Regions from separate parts of the Mus musculus genome. Here all the other regions are linked to region 1. A link is a loop called in an ENCODE intact Hi-C map of the cell type or tissue named here. Cell type or tissue: gastrocnemius. All regions are shown on one strand.

Region 1 (8,000 bases):
TATAGGCATTTCTAATGCACTAAAAATAGTGCCCTGTAAGAAATAGTCCAAAGGTTGTCTTGGGGGTTTACCTTGGGTGTTTTTTTAAAATGTGTTAGTTACAAAGGCTAGAGCTGATAGAAATATCTTGTAGTGATAATTGTTTATGTCTAGTATTAGAAATACTTGTCTTCAGAAAACTTTTAAAGTGGTATTCAAGATACACTTCACTGTGGACAGATAGATAATTGAGCCTTTTCCATGTTTGTGAACTTCCCACAGGTGGATCCCTTTCATACCTTATTTGGCATTGCTGGGTTGTCACTTCTGGGAGAAGAGCAGATCAAGCCTGTTAGCCCTGTCTTCTGTATGCCAGAAGAGGTGCTTCAGAGGGTGAATGTCCAGCCTGAGCTAGTGAGCTAGTCAGATGGGAGAGATGCTGTAGTGTGCAATATGAATTACTGCTGTATTTGAAGTGTTTATCAAACCTAGACGTGACTTAATATTTTGTATATCATATGTTAATGATAAATTATATAAGTATTGTAAAATAAATATGTTGTATTTAGATCTTTAGTCTTCTGAGTCCAGTTTTTGTTAGTCCTATTTAGAGCTGGTATTTAACTGATGCCTCCCCGTGTCCTATTGTCGTGTAACAATCAATGATGGAAAGTGATTTCTGTTAATAAAACTGATGAGTGAAACTCATAATTTAAATAAAGGTCAAAATCAGTGGCTGTTGTGTATATAGCTTTTTATTTAGAACTGAACCATTTTGTAAGTGTGAACACCTTATTTATAGTTGGGGCAGAGGGTACAGTACATTTTTCAGGGAACTCTAGTCTGCTGTTGGCTTGGATTTCTCAGGCATGCAGTTGAGTTAGCCAGGATCCTGAAAGTCATCCCCAAAGAATTGGTCCACTCCATAATGGCTTTAGGTGTTGTTTCGTGATGGGGGCCCTGTGAGGTGTTAATGTCTCAAGGGTTTGAATGTGGTTACTCTGGGTGGGTTGCAGGTTGGGTGAATAGTAATGGTATAAATGTAATTTTGACTCTAGTCTATAGCCGCTCCTGGGTCAGTTACTAGAGAGGTAACTTACTATTAAGGACCTCTACCCCTTAATATTTAAGGAAGGAAACGTCTCCCCTCTTTGAGAGTCCTACATTGCACTGGAACTCCACATCTTTAATAGGTATCTCCAAGTGTGTTTTATGTCTCCTGATTGTTGCTTAAGCATTGCTGTCACCTTGAGGCTACACATAACTAATATCGTCTACATGTCCTTAGTGTTCTATTTCTGTAAAGACATGCTGTGACCAGCAAAGCGACTCTTGAAATTTAGGGCTTGCTTAAAGAGTTTCAAAGGTTTAGTCAATTAGGAGGGCAGGCCTGCAGACATGTTCCTTGAAGACCACACCTACTTAAAACAAGCTGCTTCCCTCAAGTTTTCTACAGGGGCTTTTCCTGCTCAAACTACACTCACTACACACTAGTGTTTGCAGGTACTAGTGTGAATGCCCTATTTGCTGGAGAACATTTATCCTCAGTTCTGTCACCTAGAAGATGTTTTATGTGTTGATTGTTGAAGAGCTTCCCAAGGGTTTCGAGCAAGACTGTAGTTTGTTTTTACCCTATGTGCAAAACTGCAGTACTCGAAATAGGACGGTTGAGAAGTGCTGTTTTTAATTGTTAATGTGGTCTCACCCGTGTTGTGCTCTGTCCCGTACTATGCTATGTGTACAACTGAGCGAAGACTTTCATTCTTAGACATTGGGCACATGCTGTGTACTGGGGGTGTAACTGGGGCGTATTAAATATGCAATACCCTGGCTCAGTCCTCAGAAAGCCCCCCTCCTTCAAAATGAACTGTTGACAACCTAGGTGGTTAGTGGGCTATAAATTGTTGAGCCTGGTACCTAAGGAGTGAAGAGGCTTACAGCTTCCAGAATCACGTGATGAGAATAAACCGGCACAACCCTGGACGCAAAGGTGAGAAACTCGCTGCTCACCCCTGAACTGCGCCTGCGCTGTGTGCATCATGTGCTGCTTGTTCCTGCGCCTGCGCGATTACAGCACTGCGCATGCGCTTAGCCTCCCGCCTTGTCAGCGGTGCGGCCTCCAGCCTTGGAGTGCTCGAAGCCACGCGCGCAGAACCTTGGGAGTCAGAAAGGCCGGAGAGATGCTGAGGCAGGAGGCTGCATCGCTTTCCAGTTCCCCACGCTGGACGCCGTCGCGGAGGGATGCCCCATGCGGGAGGACCCTGGCCTCCGCGTCCAGGCCGAGTACGGAAGGCGCCATGGCCGACAGGAGCAGCAGCAGCAGCAGCAGTCCGGCGCCGGCGTCCGCGCCAGGCAAGGCCCCGGCTCACCTGGTCACCTCCCCGGGCGGGCGCTGCCCTCGGCGCCCTGCTGGAGAAAGCAGTCTGGCCAGGATTCCACAGTCACTCATGCTGGGAGTGGTTTGTGTCTTTAATCCCAACACTGGCGACTACGCTTCAAGGCCAGCCTGGGCAACACAATTTCAAACCAATCAAAACACAGGGGAGAAAGTCTTGACTCTTCACAACGGTCTCATTAAGACGTGAGAGGAAGGGTAACCCATCTAGTATTCCCATGTAAAGCCTTAACTTCATGTTTCGTTTTAAAAGGCAGGTTTTCTATGGCTCAGGCTGTCCTGAAGCTCTTCTGTCCTGAAGTTCAGGAAAGCCTGGCTGGAGACTCCTAGCAATCCTCTTGCCTTAGCCTCTTGAGTACTGAATTATACCACCATGGCTGGCCTTTAACTTTTTTTCCTAAAAAAAAAAAAAAAGTTTCCCTTTTTCCCCTCTATGAGTATATGAGTGTGCAAGGGGTGGATGTAGAGGTCAAAGGACGACTTTTCGGAGAAAACTCCACCTCCACCAAGAGGGCTCTGGGAATCCAACTAAGGTCTGAGTCAGGCTTGGTGGGTAATGCCTCTCTAGTCGTTGAGTCATCGTGATGGTCCCCTACTTCTTCAAATATATAGTGAATATATGGGAGATTGTGTGTAATAGTTTCTAATAGTGGAGAGCTGAGCTTTGGCCGACGGGTTTTACTCTTTAGGTTCTAGAATGGAATGATAACAGGTTAAAGTGAACATCTTATCAAGGCCTTGTTAAAAATAAGGCCTTCTGGGATCAAATAGATGGCTCGCCCGTTAAGGGAAGTAGCTACTCTTTCAGAGGCTTAGTGTTCCAACTGCCAGCTCCCACATGGAGACTGACCACTGTCTGTAACTCTGCTGCCAGAGCATCTGCTGCCCTCTTCTGGTCTCCGGTGCACAGACATGCATACTGGCAAAACACCCGTACACTTAGGTGAAAAAGTCCTTCAGGGTGAGTTCAGTTCATTACAAGAACAGGGTTGGTTGAGTGGGTTTTATGAGGGAAGAGTTGGCTGGATGTTGTGAGGGAAGAAATAGTTAAATCGTGAAGTCTTCTCTGTTAAATATTAGGTAAAAAGCACTTGAGGGAAAAAAGCTTACCATGAGGATGGCCTGTCTGACAGTTCTGAAGTGGGAACCTGGCACAGGGACCTGAGCCTCGTACAAGACAGACCCACTTATGTAGACATGGGTGGTATATGATCTTGAGTATTTAATGAATGTGTGCTGTTTTCTACCAGATGAAGATCAGGAGTCTCCCCTAATTGCTCTCTGCCTTATCCTTTACAGGCAATCTCTGTGGTAGGAAGGCCCTGTGCCCTGATTGTTAGATGGGTAACAAGCTTGGATCTGGACTCTGTTGCATGACTGTACAGCAGGCGCTCTTAACCGCTGAGCCGCATCTCCAACATCTTAACTTTTAAGTTTTTCTTAGAGATAAGGTCTCTGTATGTAACGCTTGCTGTCCTGGAACTGGCGATGTGGACCAGGCTGGCCTCGAACTCACAGTGCTTGTTTTGCTATTGTTGTTGTTTTGTTGCTTCTTTTGTTATTTCAAGGCAGAGTTTATTCTGTATTCCGGAAGTCAGAGGTCCACCTGCCTCTGCCTCCTCGGTGCTGGGATTAAAGGCGTGAGGAACTGAGGGTTGAGAAAAATGTAAAAGATTATTTCCTGGCATATGTCATTCAAATTCCAATATATAGAAATTATTTTGAAAAACTATAGCTGTTTTCATTGATTTATACACTACCTAGGCTGAACCCCTATTTCACTGCCAGAGTTGAGCCCTTGACAGTGACTGTGTGGCCCACAAAGCCTAGACATTTGCCCTCTGCTGCAACTGGAATGTTCTCAACTTGTGTAGTGTGTTAGATGAGTGAAGGCTGTAAATGAAAGCCTGAAAGTCATCAGGAAATGAATGTCAGCGGGTGACCAAGCCCACACAATCAGTCAACAGGTTCTCCAGTGCGAGAGTGAGGATTAAAAAGGAAAAAAAAAAAAAAAAAGACACAACATTGTAGCATGACCCTAGTCAATTCTGAGACTGAAGATTCAATTCACTTTTTTTTTCTTGAGACAGGGTTTCTCTGTATAGCCCTGGCTGTCCCGGAACTCACTCTGTAGACCAGGCTGGCCTCGAACTCAGAAATCGGCCTGCCTCTGCCTCCCAAGTGCTGGGATTAAAGGCGTGCTGCCCGGCTCAATCCACTTTTTATACCATTTTAACTACATTCAAGTATTTTGGGTGAGCAGTACAATAAGGAACTAGCAAGGCAGCAAGCGAAGTCCTGTGATCACTCTCCCTACAGTTGTTTAAAAGGGATTGTTAGAGCCGGGCATGGTGGCACACACCTTTAATCCCAGCACTTGGGAGGCAGAGGCAGGCCGATTTCTGAGTTGGAGGCCAGCCTGGTCTACAGAGTGAGTTCCGGGACAGCCAGGGCTACACAGAGAAACCCTGTCTCGAGAAAAAAAAAAAAAAAAAGGAATTGTCAGAGTCAGAGTGACCAAAATACTTGAGCCCACTTCCTTGTCCAAGCCCCAAATCTTGCCTGAAGCCTAGTTCTTCTCTTCCACCCTAAGATTAAAATTCCTGCCTTACCCTACTTCCCTATTACAGCCTAAAGTTATATTCTTGCTGAAACTTACTTCCTTATCATGCCCTAATGTCAGATTCCTGCCTGAGCTTACTTCCTCGTCATGGCCAATGTCAGATTCCTGCCTGAAGCCCATTTCCTTGTCCTTGGCCAATGTCAGACTCCTGCCAAGTGGCACCCCAAAAAGCTCTCCACAGGCGGGAACAGGGATAACAGATGAGAGGCCAGGGAAAATAAAATGTCCATGTAGTAGTGAAGTTTTAAAAGCATGGAACACTGTAGGCCAGCACTTAAGGCAGAGGAAAAGGGCTTGGTCCAGGAAGCTGTGGATAGTGTAAAGAGGGCTCAGACAAACGATGTGGAAGTCAAGGGTGTGGAAAAGCCCTGTTTTTTCATTTGCTTGTTTGTCTGTTTGGAACTTCTGTGTTAGCAGACACTGTGCTAGGCTATTTATGTACACTGTATGAAATGTTATGACGTGACTGTGAAGTAGGTAGCATGTTGGTAAGCAACCCTCTGAAAAAGTGCAGAGTCTGAAGCTGAGACTTCATAACACCATTTACATAGGAAGAGGCGTTCAGATGAGGGAGTTGATGAAGGAAAAGACACTTAATTATAGTATAAACTACACCTGGTGACTGAAAGGACCCTTCTAATTTTAGCAAGAGTTTCAGTGAACTCATACACTCAAGACCCCTATCAGAATATCTCTTTAATAAATTAACTTACTTTGAAGCAAAATCCCATGTGTCTCAGGCTGGTCTCGGCTCATTCTTTAGGTGAGGGTAACCTTGAACTTGTGAACCCCTTTCCTGCATCTCTCAAGTAGTGAGTTCACTTGGTTTATGTATGCTGGGGATGAAACCCAGAGCCTCATCCATACCAGACAAGCACTCTACCCACTAGGCCACACCCCCAGCCCTTATCAGCAGGTGCTGGTACATGATTATCAAGCCAGGTGTGGTGGTACATGCCTGTAATTCCAGCACTCAGGAGACTGAGGAAAGAGAATCATAAAGTGGAGGCAAGTCTGGGCTACACAGTGAGTTCAACTCCACCCTGAGATTCATAGTGAGATTTGCCTTAAAAATAACAAACACAAATTATCACTAATAAAAAAATACATGAGAGTAGAGGGGAATCCTTTGGGACAAGGAAGGGGTCAGAGTAGGAGGGGCCAAGAGAGGATAATAATGGAGGTTGGATATGATCAAGATACAATATATACACACACGGAAATGTTACAATGGAGCCACGTATAATAATGCATACTAATACGGTTATTATGAATAAAATTGCCAATAATCATTTACATTATTATAATTTTAAAATTAATCAGATTAAATTTTATAGACAATATATAAATTTTAGAAATTAATATATAATTCCTTAATGCTAATCATTAAGAATTAATCATAAAATTTCAAACTTAGGTTCATCATTTGGAAACAAAAGATCTTATGCTATACACAGAGCTGCATCCAGTTTTCCTGTTGGTACAAGCTCATCTTCTGCACGAGATACCACTTACCCACATACATTTAGAACTCCGTTATCTGCTGGAAATCCCCAGAGATCAGGGCATAAAAGTTGGACACCACAAGTAGGATATTCAGGTAAAACTGATGATCTTTTAAAATGTTTTAAAGTTTCATAAATTAAAAATTGGGTGGTTAGCTCATTTGAGGTTCATCTACCACTGATAGAAAGGATGGAAAGGTGCATATATCACTGACCCCTGTGCACCTCAGGGCAGGCTAACATGCCTATGAGATTTCCATTCTTGTTTGTTAATAAATGCAACCTTGTGTTATTTGAACCTTTCTGACCCAGGAGGGAAATCTCTCTCATGTGATGCTTAAGTGAAAAACTTGACCCTAAGAGTACTCCCTAACCCTAACCGTGAGTGCTTTCCTACTACTGAGTTTTAAACTAAATGTACTCAATTTTGCTGAGGGGTCAGTGAGTGTGTATTTTGTGTGCACCAGTTTCCTAAGACATATATAAGATTACGTCCTGGCTACATGATGTGTAAATGTGCCTGACTTTTCCTGGGAAGGTAAGAACAAACGTCTGTTCACCCCAGATACTAAGAACAGACCAAAGAAACGACCCCACCCAAGTCTAGCTTGGGAACCCTGAGATGTGGGGCAGGAGCATGGGTAACTCGGAGCAGCTGCTTCTCAGAACAGCTCCCCCAGCCATGGCTGAGAGCTGTGGTCCTGAAGTTCCCTGGCCGGCCTGCAGACGCTGCACCTCACCTTGCTTCCTCCCAAGGAAAGTGCTCTGTCTGTGCTACCTGAGGAGAGATGGAGTCTCTCTCCAGAAGGAGGGCTTAACACCTACCTAGCATGTGTGCATACGCTTTAAGATGCTGGGTGGTTGTGTGTGTGTGTGTGTGTGTGTGTGTGGTTTTGATGATCGTTGAGACCAGACCTTTCTGTGTAGGCTTGGCTGTCCTGGAATTCATTCCATAGATGAGGCTGGCCTTGAACTCAAAGATCCTCCCACCTCTGCTTCCTGAGTACTGGGTTAAAGGTGTGAACCCTCATGCTTAGCCTTTTAAAAAAAGTGTGTAGTGACATATGATGGCATCTCAGGGGAGACGTACTGCATATGTGACAGTAGCACCATCACTGTTATAATGGAGGTGAATATTCTTCTGGCCTAGTATTGTCGTTATATGTTTTAAGAATCTTCACATGTGCCGGACATGGTGTCGCACGCCTTTAATCCCAGCACTCAGGAGGCAGAAGCAGGTGGATTTCTGAGTTCGAGGCCAGCCTGTTCTACAAAGTGAGTTCCAGGACAGCCAGGGCTACACAGAGAAACCCTGTCTCAAGAAACAAAACAACAAACAAACAAACAAAAGAATCTTTACATGTGTTAGATAGCAAACACCCAGTCACCATCTCAGTAGTGTCACCTGCTGGGGGCCAACTCTTCCGTTCACATCCAACCACAACACTCTTAGGATCTTTATGGTTATTGTACTTTTAGAAATTACACTATACATATA
Region 2 (8,000 bases), 56 kb before region 1:
CAGATCAACTGCCAAGACCTTGTCTAAACCAAAGCAAAACCAACAGCAGCAGACCCAGTAAACAAAATATAGTCCTAGATAATTTTATCTGTAGGAAACAGGACACCTATGTGTGAAGATCAGAAAGCATCCCAGACCAGCAACAAGGAGAAATCAGAACAAAGTACAGTGACATGAACACGTAGAAATGCCAGATTAACCCTCTACTGTGTGCTAAATTAGTAAAACAAACCTCCAAGCCCAACAGACAGACAGAATGGAACGCAGAAAACATAACATACACTAACAGCCTGAGGGGCTCTGAGACACGCTGAGACAGGAGACAGACATCTCAGCCTGAGGCTAGACAGTGAGCTCCAGGTCACTGGGGCACAGAGTGAGGACTGCCTCCCAAACAAACAAAAGCTACATATTAAAATCCCAGGAGACATAAAACTCCCCCTTCTTCCCGGAGCCTGGAGAAACAGAAAAAAGAAAACAGAAGTTGCCCACCTAAAACTGAACAACTAAGAAAGTCCATTCAAAACCCCTCTATGTCAAACAGAGTATAAAGGCCCGAGTGTGGCACACACCGTCAGTCTCAGGACTCGGGAGGCAGATCTCTCTGAGTTCAAGGCTAGCCTAGTCTACGGGGAGCTCCAGGCCAGATGAGCTACATAGTAAGACTGTCTCAAAAAATTAACGAAGAAAGAACAAACTCAAGATCATCAAAATAAGAGCCAGATGGGATTAAAGGTGGCAACTCATGCCTTGAACAAGAACATTCAGAAGGCAGAGCCAGGATGATTACAGCTATGACATAGCCTAGTCTGGGCTACTGAGAAACCTTCTCCCAGAGAAACAAAGGTGATCAAAGCAAAGTTCCCGAGAACACAAAATCTGTTTAGAAATAGGCCATTAAAATGAAAATATAGGGGCTGTGGTGATGCAGTGATGGCTTTTGCAGAAGTCCAGAGTTTGGTAGCCAGCACCATCCACATCAGGAGCTCACAACTGCCTCTAGCTCCCACGCCGTGCCCTTTCCTGGCCTGTGTGGGCACTGCAGTCATTACACAAACAGCACACAGTCACATACACATGATTTAAAATACATAAGAATTATTTTATTTTCCTTAATTTTTGAAATTGTGATATAATTACATCATCTATCCCTTCCCTTTCCTCCTTCCAGTCCCTCCCACGTACCCCTCTTTGTTCTTTTTCAAGTTCAAGTTCCTAAATATAACCTGCGTATTCTGTATGCCACTCGTATGTATGTGTCCAGGGCTAGCCATTTGGTTCTGTATAGCCAACTGGTGTCCTGGTCCCAGGAGATGTGTGTCCCCTGCTCTCAGTATGCCTTAGTTGTCTGCAGTTCTCTGTGAAGGGCCCAGGCCTCACAGGCTTCCTCACACACTGTGACATGTCTACGGCTGATGTCCTCGATCAGGTCATGTTTACGCAGTCACGTGGATGAGACATTATTGGTCTAGCTTCTGACATTACAGAGTCTCACAGCAAACTCTGGGACCCTCTGGTTCTTATGCGTAATTAAAAACACACATAACCGTACATACAGGCAAATTACTCACATGTAAAATAAAACAAATACATTTGCCCAGCAGTGGTGGCCCACGCCTTTAATCCCAGCACCCACGAGGAAGAGGTGGATAGATTTATGAGTTCAAGTCCAGCCTGATCTACAGGGTAAGTTCCAGGGCTTCCACGGAGAACATCAGCAACAACGCCCACAGTAATATTAAAGGGTGAGGTAGGGTGAAAGGTAAAGAGACGAGGGCTGCTCAACCATCACAGCTAAAAGCAGGCACAGCGAGTTTAAACTGGCTGCTTTTTATTTTCTAGACTCAGGCCCCTAACTCACTGGTTACTGTTTCTCCAAGCTAGAGGGTGGACCTCCATGTTAGGTAAGAGGGGCCGTTTTTCTCCAAGGTTCCTCTAGGTGGCAGTAGTTCAGCAGCTGCTCCTGTGGGCTTCCCCTGTGGACAGTGATCCTCAGTCTGTGCAGGGTCTCCACCCCTTTGGGGGTTCCATATCAGATATCCTGCATATGAGATATTTACATTGTGATTCATAACAAGCAAAATTACAGAATTTTGTGAAGTAGCAATGAAATTCCATGGTTGGGGTCACCTCAACATGAGAAACTGTATTAAAAAGTTGCAGTGTGAAGGGGTTTGCAACCCCGTAAGAAGAACATCAATATCAACCAACCAGAACCCCCAGAGCTCCCAAGGACTAAACCACCATCCAAAGAGTACACATGGAGGGACTCATGACTCCAGCCGCAAATGAGAGGAGAGGCCTGTGGTCCTGTGAGGCTTGATGGCCCAGTGTAGGAGAATGCCAGGACCAGGAGGTGGGAGTAGGTGGGTGAGTGGGGGAGAACGCTCATAGAAGCAGGGGGAGGGGTATGGGGTAAGGAGTTTGGGAGGAGCTGGGAAGGGGACAACATTTGAAATGTAAATAAGGAAAATATCCAAGAAAAAGAAAGAAGAAAAAGAAAGTGGCAGCATTAGGAAGGCTGAGAACCACTGCCCTGTGGGTTTCTGCTGAGTCCTAGGTATCGCCTGGCTCACCGGATCTCTGCCTGGCTACTGAGATTTGCGGATTCTCTCCTCTGCCTGTTATCTTTAAGCAGTGTACTTGCTTAGGGTCACTTCCACAATCTTTTCTAGTCTCCAAGGCTGCAGCCACAGAGGACAGCATTCACTGAAGAGGCCACACTAAGCTCCCCAAGTGGCTGCATAGAAACTCGTCCTCCTTCCATTGTGGAGGTGGGTTATGTGCCTGTCCCATTCTGTCCTCTAAAATTCCTGTCTCTGGGCTGTTAGGTCCAAACTGGAAGACGGGTGAAATAACTTGCTCTCTGTTCAAGATTGGCTCTCATGAGGTAAATAAGCTGATTGTGATATAAATAAATAAATAAATAAATAAATAAATAAATAAATAAATAAATAAATAACTGCTGCTGGTGAGTGGTGCTGCCTTGCTTACACTCACCCAGGGATGCTCTCCTGCAGTGTAGGACTATGGCAACCTGCCAATGGTCCAGGTCAGAAAGGATGCAGACAGATGGTGCTGTGTGCTCCCGAGATGCCAACGCCCAGGAACAACTGGGAAGCTGTCTCCTGCTCACACTGTGCAGTCTCCCCTTCTCAGACCTAAGTTCCTAAGGGCAGGATCCATTTACTCCTTCCCCATGAGCTGAGTAGGAAGGGAAAGGAAATGAAACCTGCCCCTCCCCCTCTCTCCTTTTCTTCCTCTCTCTTCCCATCTTCCCCATCATTCCTTACTACAATCATGGTTCAGCTGGGAAAGTGCCTACTGTGTAATCATAAGGTCTGAGTTCAGTCCCTAAACTTGTTTGTATATTTTTTTAAACAAAACAGAAAAGAAACAGGAGAAGAGGTGGTAGGGAAATGAGATCCCAGCATTGGTCCATTGGTAGTCTAGCTGACTCAGCAAGTCACAGTCCTACACACACAGAATCACACACACACACACAGAGGATCAGACACATATACAGCAACACACACACAAGAAGAAACACACACAAGAACATACATACAATCACACACAGGAACACACACACAAGAACATACACATGATCACACACACAGGATCAGACACACACAGGAACACACAAGAAGAAACACACAACATACATACAATCACACACAGGAACATGCACAGGAACACACACAGGAACATACACACAAGAAGAAACATACACACAAGAACATATACATGATCATACACACAGGATCAGACACATATGCAGGAACACACAAGAAGAAACACACACAAGAACATATGTAAAATCACATACAGAAACACACGCACAAGAAGAAACACACATAAGAACATACACACAGGAACACACATATACAATCACATACACACAATTTGACCTCTCTTTCAATGGCTTGGATTGGCTTCCACTAGAGCCAGCCAAACTGGTTCAAGACCTTTGAAGGCCTTCGCTCATCCACTACGTGTGACCCAGTAGCTTCCTTTAGAATTATCAGTGTGTGTCCTTCCTTTGGTGGAGCCCGCTGCCATTTACCCAGCACACCCTGCTTTACCCTGTTACTGCTTGGTACTTAACGGCTTCATAGGGCAGAGTACAGGTCACCCACCTCGTGCTTGACAGTGCTTGAACTGAGCCTCTAGTGATAAAACAGCCCACAAAGGCTTCAGAAACTGATTTATGAGCAGATCAATATTTCCATTAGAATACTTGCACAAACCCCACCCACCACCAGTCCTGGGAGAAGGATGACGTTATCAACCGTCCCTCTTTACAGTTGTTCCTAACGCACATTCCGATAAAATGGAAGGAACATGTTAAGCCAGATTTTTTTTTTGAATCTCAGTTGTGTATATATGAGAAGGGACTCCTCCACTTGTGTGTGTACATGTTGTATTGTGTTGAAGAAAAGAAATTCAGACAAAGAGAATTTAGAGACTATCAATTGAGAGTATTCATTCCTCACAGCTTGTCCCATTGCAAGGTAGTAAGCCCTGCCTCTGTCTCCCTCTGGTGGTCATTCTGTTAACTGCACTTTTATTTCAAGTTTTTTTGTTTATTTGAGATTGTGTTTTGATTCCAACATCTCTCCCTTCTCTTGCCTCCTTTGAACTCTCCAGTACAGCCCTCCTTGCTCCCCCCTTAAGTTCATGACCTCTTTTTCATCAGTTGTTATCAACAAGTCCATCAAACCTCTGGAGATAGTGTTAAAAGAAGTTCAAAGAAGATGTTAGGCTCCTGTAAGCTCACTCTGTGTGTGTGTGTGTGTGTGTGTGTGTGTCTATGTGAGTGTGTAACTGTGTGTGTATACACATATGTGTGAGTGTGTCTGTGTGTATACTCATGTGTGTGTGTATGTATGCACATGTGTGTGGCATGGGTGTGCATGAGTGTGCCCGTGTATATGTGTGTGTGTGTGTGTGTATTGTGTGTGTCTGAGAGAGTCTATGTGAGTGTGTGTGTGTGTGACTGTGTGTGTATGCACATGTGTGAGTGTGTCTGTGTGTATGTTCTTGTGTGTGTGTCTGTGTGTATGCACATGTGTGTGACATGGGTGTGTATGAGTATGTGTGTGTGTGTGTGTGTGTGTGTGTGTGTGTGCACGTACTCACAATCCAGGGCTGGGGGAATTTTGTTTTCCTGGCTCTCTTTACTATCCACATCTTCGGCCCTGAGCAGAAAACTCTGAGCCTAAACCTCTTTCCTTGGCTCCTTGGTCCAATCTGCCTGGTGTGTCCTTGGGTCTGTCAGTTCTCTTTGGATTTTGACATGGCAGTACTTAAAAATGAATTTCAAACTAAGTGTCACTGGGATACCTCGGGGAGGTTGTGAAAACACAGATTGTCCAGGGATCTGAGACCTCAGCCACTGAACAAAACTAACCAACCAAACAACCAGAGATTGAGCAGAGTCGGGGTTTCTCTGTTGAGCATAGCTTCTGAGTCTATGTTCCTCTTAACTGCAGAAGAAGACTTTGTTGTGTGGTAGTGTCTGTCAGGCAGTGTGCTATTTCTGAATCACATATAAATACCACCCATGTGTCCAACTGACAGGGCCATGGAGTTCCTGTGTTAGAGTCAGTCAAAAGACCCTCACTCACAAAGACCACAGAGACCACCATCGCTGCAAACCACAAGAGGATTTTTTTTTAATTGATCCAACGTGTTAGGGACCCTCCTCAGCACGCAAGCAAGAGAAGAGACCCCAGAACAAACAAAGAACACACTTTTTATACCTTGTAAGGGGCAGATTTAGGCAACAGGGCTAGCTGGCTTATTTTCATTGGTATAGCAAGTAACCCTTTCAGGCATTGGTTGGTTTGTATAGGATGACAAAGTAACCCTTTGGCCTAGTCCCTCACTCTGCCTGCCCTTGTGGTTTTTCAGCAAAGCAGCAGTATGCTTTAAACTTATAAGTCAGCTATTAACGTCACAGCTATTAATGTCACAGGGAATTCTAGCGACAAGGTCAGGGTGGTTTGTGGTTTTTCTCAGAATTCAGTGTGGAGCAGGGTAGGGGACTTTTTCTGAGAACTGCTAGTGGCGTTATGGTTATTTTTCTGAGAACAACTCATTTTGTTTAGGCAGCTGTAGACTTAGTCATTTGACCGCTATGTTTCTGAAAGTCCCTTGGGGGATCGGGGGGGGGGGGGGAAGAAGGGCTAAGTGGTCTTGAATTTATTTTGGATTCTACACCTGGACATGTGGCCACATATTATTCTGCATATGATGTGTTCTGAGATGATGTATCCTCTGTGATCAAGGTCATCTCAAATTCAGACTCGCAATGTAGCTCCAGCTGACCTCAGCCTCTTCAGTGCTGGGACTACAGGTACGTGCCACCATGCCTGGTTGAAGAGAGTGTTTCTGGGTGAGATGAATGTGTACATCGGTACCATGGATGACGGTGACTGCCCTCCCTAATACAGTGGTAGGGGTCTCATTCAACCATGAGTGTGAGCAGAATTCTCCCAGTCCATTGATCTGGAACATCAGCCCTTGGAGCTCCACCTGGGTTCTTCTGGGTCTCAAGCTGGACAGAAACAAATTGCAGGCCTTTTTGGTTTCCAGAATTGGAGGAGCACATTTCTTATAATAAATTTTTGATTAACGCAGATTCAATAAAACTACTTTTGAAAGAACGTGAACCTGGCACAGTGGTGCACACCTGGAACCTGAAACTCAAGTAGGAGGCCCATCATGGGTTCTAGGCTGGTCTTGGCTACAGAGAGAGACCTTGCTGCAGAAGAGAAAAAAAAAATGGAAAGGAATTACAAACTAATGAATGAAAGGAAGGCAGTATAACAGAGAGGAAAAATAAGAAAGTCAGTTAATGAAGAACTTCACCTGCAGCCTTTCTTCCCTTAGGCCTGGTTGTACACACCTTAGATCCCAGGAGTTGGGAGGCAGACTGGTGAATCTCTGTGCACTGGAGACCAGCCTGGCCCAGGCCAGCCAGAGCTACATAAGACCATCTCAAAAATCAAGCAACAAAAACAAAAGTAGCAAACGGTTGGCAATGTAGGTCAGCAGAAGGGAGACTGTCTAGCAAACACAAGTCCTGAGGTTCAATCCCCATTGTCATCAACAAACAAAAAAATTCATTTCATAGGGGTCAGGATGTAATGCATCTTGAGTCACAAGATAAAGGTTGTGAATGGAATTGCTACGGAATTTTAAGGAAAAGACTGAAATTCACCTTATGCCTGTGTCTTTATTGTACTTCATTATACTTCCTAGCGTAAGCCTATGCAGGGTGTAGCCATAGAGTGCTGTAGCTTTTTGCTAGGACTTTGTTATATAAGAGGTTTGCACAGTAATCACAGGAGAGAAAATTACTTAACTTGGCAAGCAGCTTCAGGAATTTCTCCAAAGGTGGTTTTTGAACTGCCTCTTAAATGATAATAATCAGATGGAAATCGAAGAGGCTGGATATTACTCATAGAAAGGTCAGACTGTGGCAAGGTACTGGGGTAACAAAAAAAAAACAAGACACAGGAGAGAAATATATGAGGAGATTGAAAAACGTCACATGGAGTCAGGGTGTCGGGGTCCCTTTCTGTCATCTATAACATATTAAGTAAGGCTGGAATGAAGGCTGCAGAGATGATCACAGGTCAATGGCTACAGAGATGATCAGGACCCAGGTTTGGCCTTCAACATCCACTTTCCACTTGGTGGCTCATAACCTTCTGTAACTCCCATTGGATGGACTTCACAGAACTATTAGGCATGCTTGCTGTTGAATCCTGTGATTTATAAGGCTTTATAGCAGCCAGTCTGCCTTCCCTTCCCTTCCTCCAAGACAAGGTATCATGGAGACATCTAGAGAAGTTAAAATGTACCAGGCATGGTGGCACATGCCTGTAGTCCTGGCCACTGGGGAGGCAGAGGCAGGAGGATCTCTGACTCCAGCAGCTCTGACACTATGACAACTGGGCACGTGCAATAAATTCTGCATTGATACAATG
Region 3 (8,000 bases), 320 kb before region 1:
AGAGACAGAGACAGAGACAGAGACAGAGAGAGAGACAGAGAGAGAGAGAGAGAGAGAGAGAGAGAGAGAGAGAGAGAGAGAGAAAGCACATGCATGTGTGTGAGTATAGCCTGTGTAACCATGTGCTACCCTAGAAAGATGACCATAGAAGGGAAAGACTTGTTTAAGTGGAAGGCAGCAAGACATGGAAGTGGACTGGAGCCTTTGGGGGTGGGGCAGAAGGGCACACAGCATCAGGGAAGTTGGGAGAAGAGGCCTGAGAAAGATCACCACAAACAAATTCCTTTGAAAAATGCTGCCATAAAACCTGCTCCTTTGTATGGTAATTTTAAAACTTAATTTTTTGAAGAAGAAAAAAAAAAAAACACTTGTGCTGAATTGTGAGGTTTTCAACTCTAAGAAGTATGCTATTTCAAACACTTTCCAGAAGGAAAGGTCACAGCCCAGCACGCCACCAGATTGGCCTTAGACATTCTGAACGCAGAATGCAATGTCCTCAGGTTCCTGGGGGGAAATTACCTTTCAATCCACTATTCTATACAGTTGGGCCATAAATCAGATAAAAAGGAGGGAAAATTATATGAGAGAAAATGGCATTGCCAGAGCTCCACACTCTTTCCTCCTGTGATCTCTGATCTCAGGAAGGGAGCCATGGTTGTCCTCCACCAAAACAAGCAGTTAACAAAGAGGGGAACCTTCTCAGAACAGAGAAACCAAGAACAGAACGTGCATTCTAAAAGAATGGTTGCTGTTTAGTTGAAATAAAAATTTAACTGGGCATCCTGTGCATTACTTGCTAAATTTGGAAACTTTTGAACAATGATCAAAGCTTGTGAGAAGCCTACAGTTAGCCACAGTGTTCCTGAGTGGACTAAAAGCATTGTCCATGCAGTGAGGTTAAAGATGTGCGTGCAGTGAGGTAAAGATGGCCATGCAGTGAGGTAAAGATGGCCATGCAGTGAGGTAAAGATGGCCATGCAGTGAGGTAAAGATATCCATGCAGTGAGGTAAAGATAGCCATGCAGTGAGGTGAAGATGACCATGCACTGAGGTGAAGATGGCCATGCACTGAGGTAAAGATGGCCATGCACTGAGGTAAAGATGGCAATGCATTGAGGTGAAGTTGGCCATGCATTGAGGTGAATATGGCCATGAACTGAAGTAAAGATGGCCATGCAGTGAGGTGAAGATGGCCATGAACTGAGGTGAAGATGGTCATGAACTGAGGTGAAGATGACCATGCAGTGAGGTAGGTCTTTAGAGAAAGCAGACTCCTGGGAGGGAAAATTATTTGAATCTGAACATGTGTGATGGTCCTGGCAGTGGCTGTTTGTATTAGTTAACACTAGATGAAGCAACTGAAGGAAGGAAGAGGGTTATTTTAGGCTCATGGATGCACTTTATGATGGGGATTCATAGCAAGATTATGAGACTACTGATCACATTGCATCTGTGTTCAGGAAATGGGGAGCTGTGAGTGCTGGGCTGCCACATGCTTTCTCCTTTTGATGCACTCTAGGACCCAAGCTCAAGAATGTTGCTACCCATGGCCTTCTATTTGAAATTGACCTAATTTAGGAACTCCTCCCTCACAAAAGATGTGCCAAGGGGTGATTTCCATTGTGATTCTAAATTGTCTCAAACTGACAACCAACATTAACCATTATAGTACTTAAGATAAAATCCAGCACCAAATAAATATTTTATTAGAATTCTGTGTGAAGTTTATGTGTGTTTCTCTCTGTGTGTGTGTGTGTGTATGTATCTGTGTATATGTTTGGTGTGTGTGTCTATGTGAGTGTATGTCTGTGTGTGTGTGTTATGTGTGTATGTCTTGTCTCTGTATGTCTGTCTCTGTGAGTGTGTCTGTATATATGTGGGTGTATGTCTCTGTGTGCCTGTGTGTGCATATGTGTGTATTTCTGTGTGTGTGTGTGTGTGTGTGTGTGCGTGTATGTCTTGTCTCTGTATGTCTGTCTCTGTTATATGTGGGTGTATGTCTCTGTGTATCAGTGTGTGCATATGTGTGTGTTTCTCTGTGTGTGTGTGTTTCTCTATGTTGAGACAAACTAAGATGCAGGCTGATCTTACACTATTATTAAAGTGCAGTTAATGATTTTATATGGGAGCTTGGTAGAGACAAAAGAACACAGCCTGGCAGTGAATAAGGATTATGTAGTTACAGTAAAATTGAAGTCATTCACTGCTTCCAGCTCCTGGTATCAAACACAACAGACCATGCCAGGCTCTGCTGAAGTTACAACACTAAGTGTGCATGGTGACAAAGTGGACCGCGCAAAGGAGAAAGTAAATATAGAAACTGCATAGTGGAACAGAAAAGGAAAACCAGAGGGAAGATGGTGGGGGCGGGGGGATATCACTCTCTTGCACAAAGAGGATCCCAGACACTGTCAAGTTAGGACAAGAAGTAGAGGGACATTATCAATATCCTACTGAAAGGGGCCAGAAAGCCATCTAAGCTCAGACGTGGGCGTGTGGATAAAAAGAGGAACAAAGTTGGTTTTCCAGGGCAGGTTATCAATGGATACCACCTAAAGGTAACAAAGTATCAACTAATAGAATAAGAACACCACCAAAAGACGCTTTTATTAAATTGCCGGAACTAAACCTGAGACAGGAAAGAGTATACATTGTGGAATACATTATGGGCAAAATGTCAAGGTGGGTGGCCACTCCTTTTGTTACAGGTTCTTCATTACCATGTAATTTGCTTTCAAGTACATATAGTTATTTTAAATTTTAAAAATTGGGGCAAAATTTGGTCTACCAGATGCCTTCTAGAGACACAGGATCTATGTCCAAATTCATGCAAAATTTAAAAATTAAATCGAATAGGAGGATTGGGGTTGGTCACGTATTCGAACAGATTTGTGGGACAGTCGTCATTTTGTGAACAGTTCTATGGAGACCTGAAAGTTGTTTTCTTTCCCAGTCAGGGATCTGTGCACAATCTCTGTTGAAAACCCTCCCAGCAATCTTTGTTAGCTGAAGTTCTTGCAGTACCCAGAAGGTGGAGCCACAACCAACCAAATTCCTGCTTTCTAGTGGACCAGCTAACAGGCCTTGAAGCCAAACGTAGTGAGCAATTTCCCCTGTGCAGAGAAAGTTACACAGTTACACGTAGCTACATTTCTGTGCCCTCTGAAGCTGTGGTTAAATCTGGTTTGTAATTTCAGGAAACTATCAGTGTTTCTCCCACAGTCCTTCCCACTGGGAGTAGATAAAGCATAAAAGTCAGGATTCCTCACTATCCCAGGTATGACAACGCCCTCTCAACACAAGGCTCTGCGCCTAGTTATGAGGAATCTCTCCTACGTATTATGAATCCAGGGTCAGCTGCAAAGCTATCACAGCACAAATACAATCACCCCGGTGGCTACACTGACCAGAGCGTGGCCCTGACTTGGGTTTACTCATCCTGAGATGTGCCTACTGCATCCTGGCACAGAAATATGCACATTATTTCCTGCCTTACTTTAATAAATACATTTTTATCAGCTAGTCCTAGGTCAAAAGTTACATGAAAGTCCATTTCATTGCCTCTGGTATGCTTTGGTGTGTGTGTGTGTGTGTGTGTGTGTGTGTGTGTGTGTGTGTGTGTGTTAACCACAGATATCATTCCTTGGGCATCAACCACTTATTTAAAGACTGGGTTCCTAACTGGCCTGGAGTTCACCAAGTAGGCTGGTTGTCTGGTGAGCCCAGTGATCTGGTGATCTGCCTGCCTTGGCTCCCCAGCACTGAGTCACAAGCATGGGTCACCATACCCAGCTTTTTAAACATGACTTGAATGGACTGGGCTCAGGTCTACATGCCTACACAGCGGGCACTTTACTAGTTAAGTCATCTCCCTGGCCCCTTTCCTGAAAGGCTGGAACAACTCTCTCCTTCCACTCTGTGTGTTCCAGAATGAACTCAGGAGGCCAGGTGTGGCAGCAAGAGCCTTTACCCACTGAGCCATCACTTGGCCCAACTTTGCTTCTTGAACTGAACCGTATCAGGCACATCTCCACGTCAAAAACACAGCTGTACATAATACCTTGAAAGATTAATGGTATTTCGTTATATAATCATATCAGAGCCCAAGATAAATGGTATTTCGTTATATAATCATATTAGAGCCCATTTAATCAATCTCCTTTGACAGACAAGCACACTGTTTGCATTCCATTCTGTCTACTGCCTGGTACTGGCTATAATTTCTTGCTTCGTTTCATTGTGGCTGTTTTGGCTGTGACAGGAGACAGTATGAGTCTCTCTGAAAGTTCTTCCGCAGGCCATCCACAAAGGCTAGGTCCCAGTAGGTGACAGTATTGGTAAATGCTTGAACATATCAGATGTAGGTCCTACTGGGAAAAAGTAAGAACACTGAGGATGCTGGGAATTGAACTTGAGTCCTCAGGAAGAGTAGCCAGTGTTCTAAACGCTGTTACTTCTCCAGCCCCCTACTTTAAAAAATTAATATTGAGTAAAATTTGACTTGCTTTAAGTATTTTTACTTACCCGTCAAGTCTATATGCATAATTTAAAGTAACTTTTCGTTAAAATTTTAAACTAGTACATTTTATTATGATAATTAAAACAACAACTCCACCATATTTGTCTTACTTAGGATTACTATTGCTGAGATCAAACACAATGATCACAGAAGTTTGAGGAGGAAAGGGTTTAGTCAGCTTACCCTTCCACACCTCAGTTCATCACCAATGGAAGCCAGGGCAGAAACTCAAGCGGAGGAGGAACCTGGAGGCAGGGGCTGATGCAGAGGCCATGGTGGGTGCTGCTCACTGGCTTGCTCAGTTGGGTTTCTATAGAACCCAGAATCATCAGCGCCACCCACAGTGGTGGTGGTGGTGGGGGCAACATGTCAATCACTAATTAAGGAAATGTGCTACAGGCTGGCCTACTGCCAGATGTTACAGAGCCATTTTCTCAGTTGAGGCTTCCTCTTCTCTGATGACTCTAGCTTGTGGCAAGTTGATATAAAAACTTTGTATAGGTTTTTATAAGATCCAATGGCCTCTTCTGCTCTCATGGGTATCCATACATACATGTTTACACACACACACACAGAGAGAGAGACATAGTGCACTTTTAAACTATTGGAAGCTACTGGAAGGCCTAAATATATTAATATAGGGTTAAAATTCAGAAAAAGTATACATTTATCATATGATAATTTTGTAGGAAATTGAAAATATAAAAATCCTATTATCCAACAAAATGTTTTGAAGTAATTGGTTTTTTGCAGTTGGAAAAAAAAAAAGTTTGACTCCTGCTCCATCCTGCTTATGCAAAAATATGTTCCAGCTAAGTTGGAAGCTTAAATATATAAAAAGAAATTACAAAAAGAACTATAGGAATACAAGCAAATGATATTCTCACGATGATAACACAGATGCAACTAGAAAGCAGTATGAACAGAATTGGTTATTGAAGTCATGGGCACTTTCCCCAAGGGGTCTGTTAGGTTTCAGAAGATGGAGGGACCAGAACTGACACATATTGCTGAAATCTGTTCTATCTCAAACTAATCTTTATCAGACATTGTATTGGAGTAAATAGTCTGTTAGGCAAGATCATTTCTGGATAGTGTTTATATACTGCAGTTTGGGGGGCCACCTCTTTGTCTGACGTAAATGGGTCAGGGGATCAAGCCTGGAAGACTTGTTATATAAAACCTGTTAAAAATCACATTTAAAAGTACCTGAGGATCTTGTGAGTTCTGTGGTGTGTGAGTGTGAGTGTGTGGTGAGTGTGCGTGTTTGTGTTTTGTCTTGTTTGTTTTCTAAAGTTAAAATACATTTATATCTTGGATTCAAATTTAGTTGAGGTGTCTTTATACAGAGGCTTTTTGTAGGCAAGCACTCCCCAAATCTGCCTTGATATGATCATAAGGGTGTCCTGCTCTCTCTTCCAACTTCTAGGATTTCTGGTTTCTCTGCAGTTATTCTGCCTGTGGATTCTTCAGCTCTTTAATGAATCGATCCATCTCTTGCCATAACACGTTCTCAGTAATGGGTGGCACTACAGACACAGAACTGAGCATTCTGGATTGTGTTTCTATTGCAACCCTCTTGTTAATGGGACTTTCGTTGTTCCATAGCTATTCAAAGCCAGAAACTCAACAGGTTGCAAAGAGCCAGAAGATCTAGCAGCAACCCAATTAGTGAAGGCGAAAGAAAGAAATGGACCCTGAGAAAGGGATAAAAGTTTTTCTAAAACTGTGAGTTGTGGGTTTTGTCTGTTTGCTTTATTTTAGGTAAATAAATAGAAAGCATGCTTTCAAAAACAGACACCTCTGTTATGATTGACATTGGGCACCTCCCCCGCTTCCCCCTCCCGTGCTGTCCACAGTTGTCAAATTGCCCCCAAAGATCATTGAAGACCTAGGAACACTACAAAAGTCAGAATGATTGTAGGTAAACATTATAGCAAAAACAGCCCAACAGCAGTATGGTATAGGCAATTCAACCACTGTTCAATATGGCCGCACAATAGCCCAATCCAAAGGGCATGCTCTAAATATGGCTGCTGGTCCCATCCTTACTTTTAATTTTATTTTCCCTAATCAGAGTGGAGATGCAGAGCATAAAATCTCCAAACCACTTACAGCTGTCTGTAAGAAGAGCCAGGAGAAACCTCCTCCTGAGTCTCAGCCTGCCTACCAGGTCCCATGAGACTAGGCTGATGTGTGTACATTCCGGCTTAGAGAGTAAAACCATGCAAAACATAGGTGGCCATACTCACTCATTGGGGGTTCCCTTCTGGCCACAAAAATGTCCCTGGCTGTCCGTAGGATAGGCCATTTTCCTGGGGTCACCATGGGCCCAAGCTGTGGGAACAAAAACGGACAAATTCCCCATCAGCACCATCTGGCTGAAAGCAGTCTAATTTGAGAGATTCGAATTGCCAGGGCAACACTCACCTCTTCCCCCTCAGTCATAGAACATTATTGATTTTCTTCAAAGAGTAATTTCTTAATGAAAAGAAAAATGATATGTGCGTGAATTGGTCTGAAAGCATGCTTTTCTCCCCTCCAGATTCATCTGGGCTGCAGCCAAAACATGAGGTAACGCGCAGAGAAAATGACAGTTATTAGAAGGAGGAGGAGGAAGAGGGGGAGAGGGGGGAAGCAGACAAAAGCTCACTTGGAAAAGAAGACGCCTTTTCTAAAGCTCAAGCAGAAATGACTTCATACCAGCGCTGATAGATTTGCACCAAGCAGAATGAGGTAATGCTTTGGGGGGTTATACAGAAGTGAAAAAAAACACTGCAAAATTCGGCAGCATCTCTGATTTCATAGGGCATTCAAAAGGCAAACAAGGGCACAGCAGAAGCAACCCACAGTAAAGACCGCCAAGTATTTGCCAGATAATCTCAGAGCTTAATACAAGCACTCTACACCTCTGACCTCGGTATACTAAGGACTAGCATTTTCTATGGAGATGCTTGGCTCTGCTTCACACAAGTTTGTCGCCTTTTTTGTTTGTTGTTATGTGGATTATAAAACTTGGCCTGACAGCTAGACCCTATAGAAAGTAATATCTATCACTAAGTTAGCTAATGCCTGTTTATTGTAACTGAATTTTTCCACCTTCTCCAGTTTCAGCAACACAGTCTTTAAAAGCCCATCTTTGCAGATGAAGACACACCTTTGTCCTCTGCTCTGATAACTTTGCTTGGCCATCTCCAAACACACACTTATTGGACTGACAGTTTGCCTTATAATCCAATCACCCTTATACATGTGACTGGTGTGACCAGAGATGATTAAAAAAAAAAATCAATTTTCCAAAAGATGACGACACTAAGGAAGAGGGACTTTTGCTAGGTATCTTTCTCATCAGCCCATGCTTCTCTGTTCAGTGTTAAGCACCAGGAAGGCTCCCTTTGTCTACTTCACTCTACTGTCTCAGAGGCCAAATCAGCTTCACCTTGAATTCCATCTTGTGAGATCTGGGTAGCTCTTGGTCACC

Evidence for each region. Hi-C counts contacts between places; a loop is a spot of excess contacts. Peaks named below come from ENCODE experiments on the same cell type or tissue, not always from the same donor. Only the 100,000 strongest peaks of a DNase experiment are listed, where the experiment ranks them.
Region 2: it touches region 1 in a loop (2.2-fold over the local background); 2 of 42 quality-filtered maps call a loop at or near these places.
Region 3: a loop joins it to region 1, with 6 times the contacts of the local background. A loop is called at or near these places in 5 of 42 quality-filtered maps.

What each region holds. Positions count from the first base shown.
Region 1 is chr3:153,900,003-153,908,002 of GRCm38, reverse strand. It overlaps Msh4 (mutS homolog 4), which reads left to right and starts at 1,865. Exons shown (of 20, transcript NM_031870.3): 1 at 1,865-2,331; 2 at 6,415-6,597. The coding sequence starts at 2,019. Rabggtb (Rab geranylgeranyl transferase, b subunit) reads left to right here. Exons shown (of 8, transcript NM_011231.2): 8 at 262-714. The coding sequence ends at 402. In gastrocnemius, a CTCF peak has its summit at 3,273 (motif pointing left); DNase peaks (open chromatin) are centred at 2,209 and 3,236.
Region 2 is chr3:153,956,136-153,964,135 of GRCm38, reverse strand. No RefSeq gene overlaps it. Among named protein-coding and RNA genes, the nearest start is that of Slc44a5, 13 kb to the left of the region's middle. In gastrocnemius, CTCF peaks have their summits at 1,938 (motif pointing right) and 4,543 (motif pointing left); DNase peaks (open chromatin) are centred at 1,938, 3,045 and 4,563.
Region 3 is chr3:154,221,616-154,229,615 of GRCm38, reverse strand. Slc44a5 (solute carrier family 44, member 5) reads right to left here. Exons shown (of 22, transcript NM_001081263.1): 4 at 6,772-6,856. Among named protein-coding and RNA genes, the nearest start is that of Gm40184, 21 kb to the right of the region's middle. In gastrocnemius, a CTCF peak has its summit at 3,035 (motif pointing right); DNase peaks (open chromatin) are centred at 3,386, 4,860, 6,822, 7,083 and 1 more place.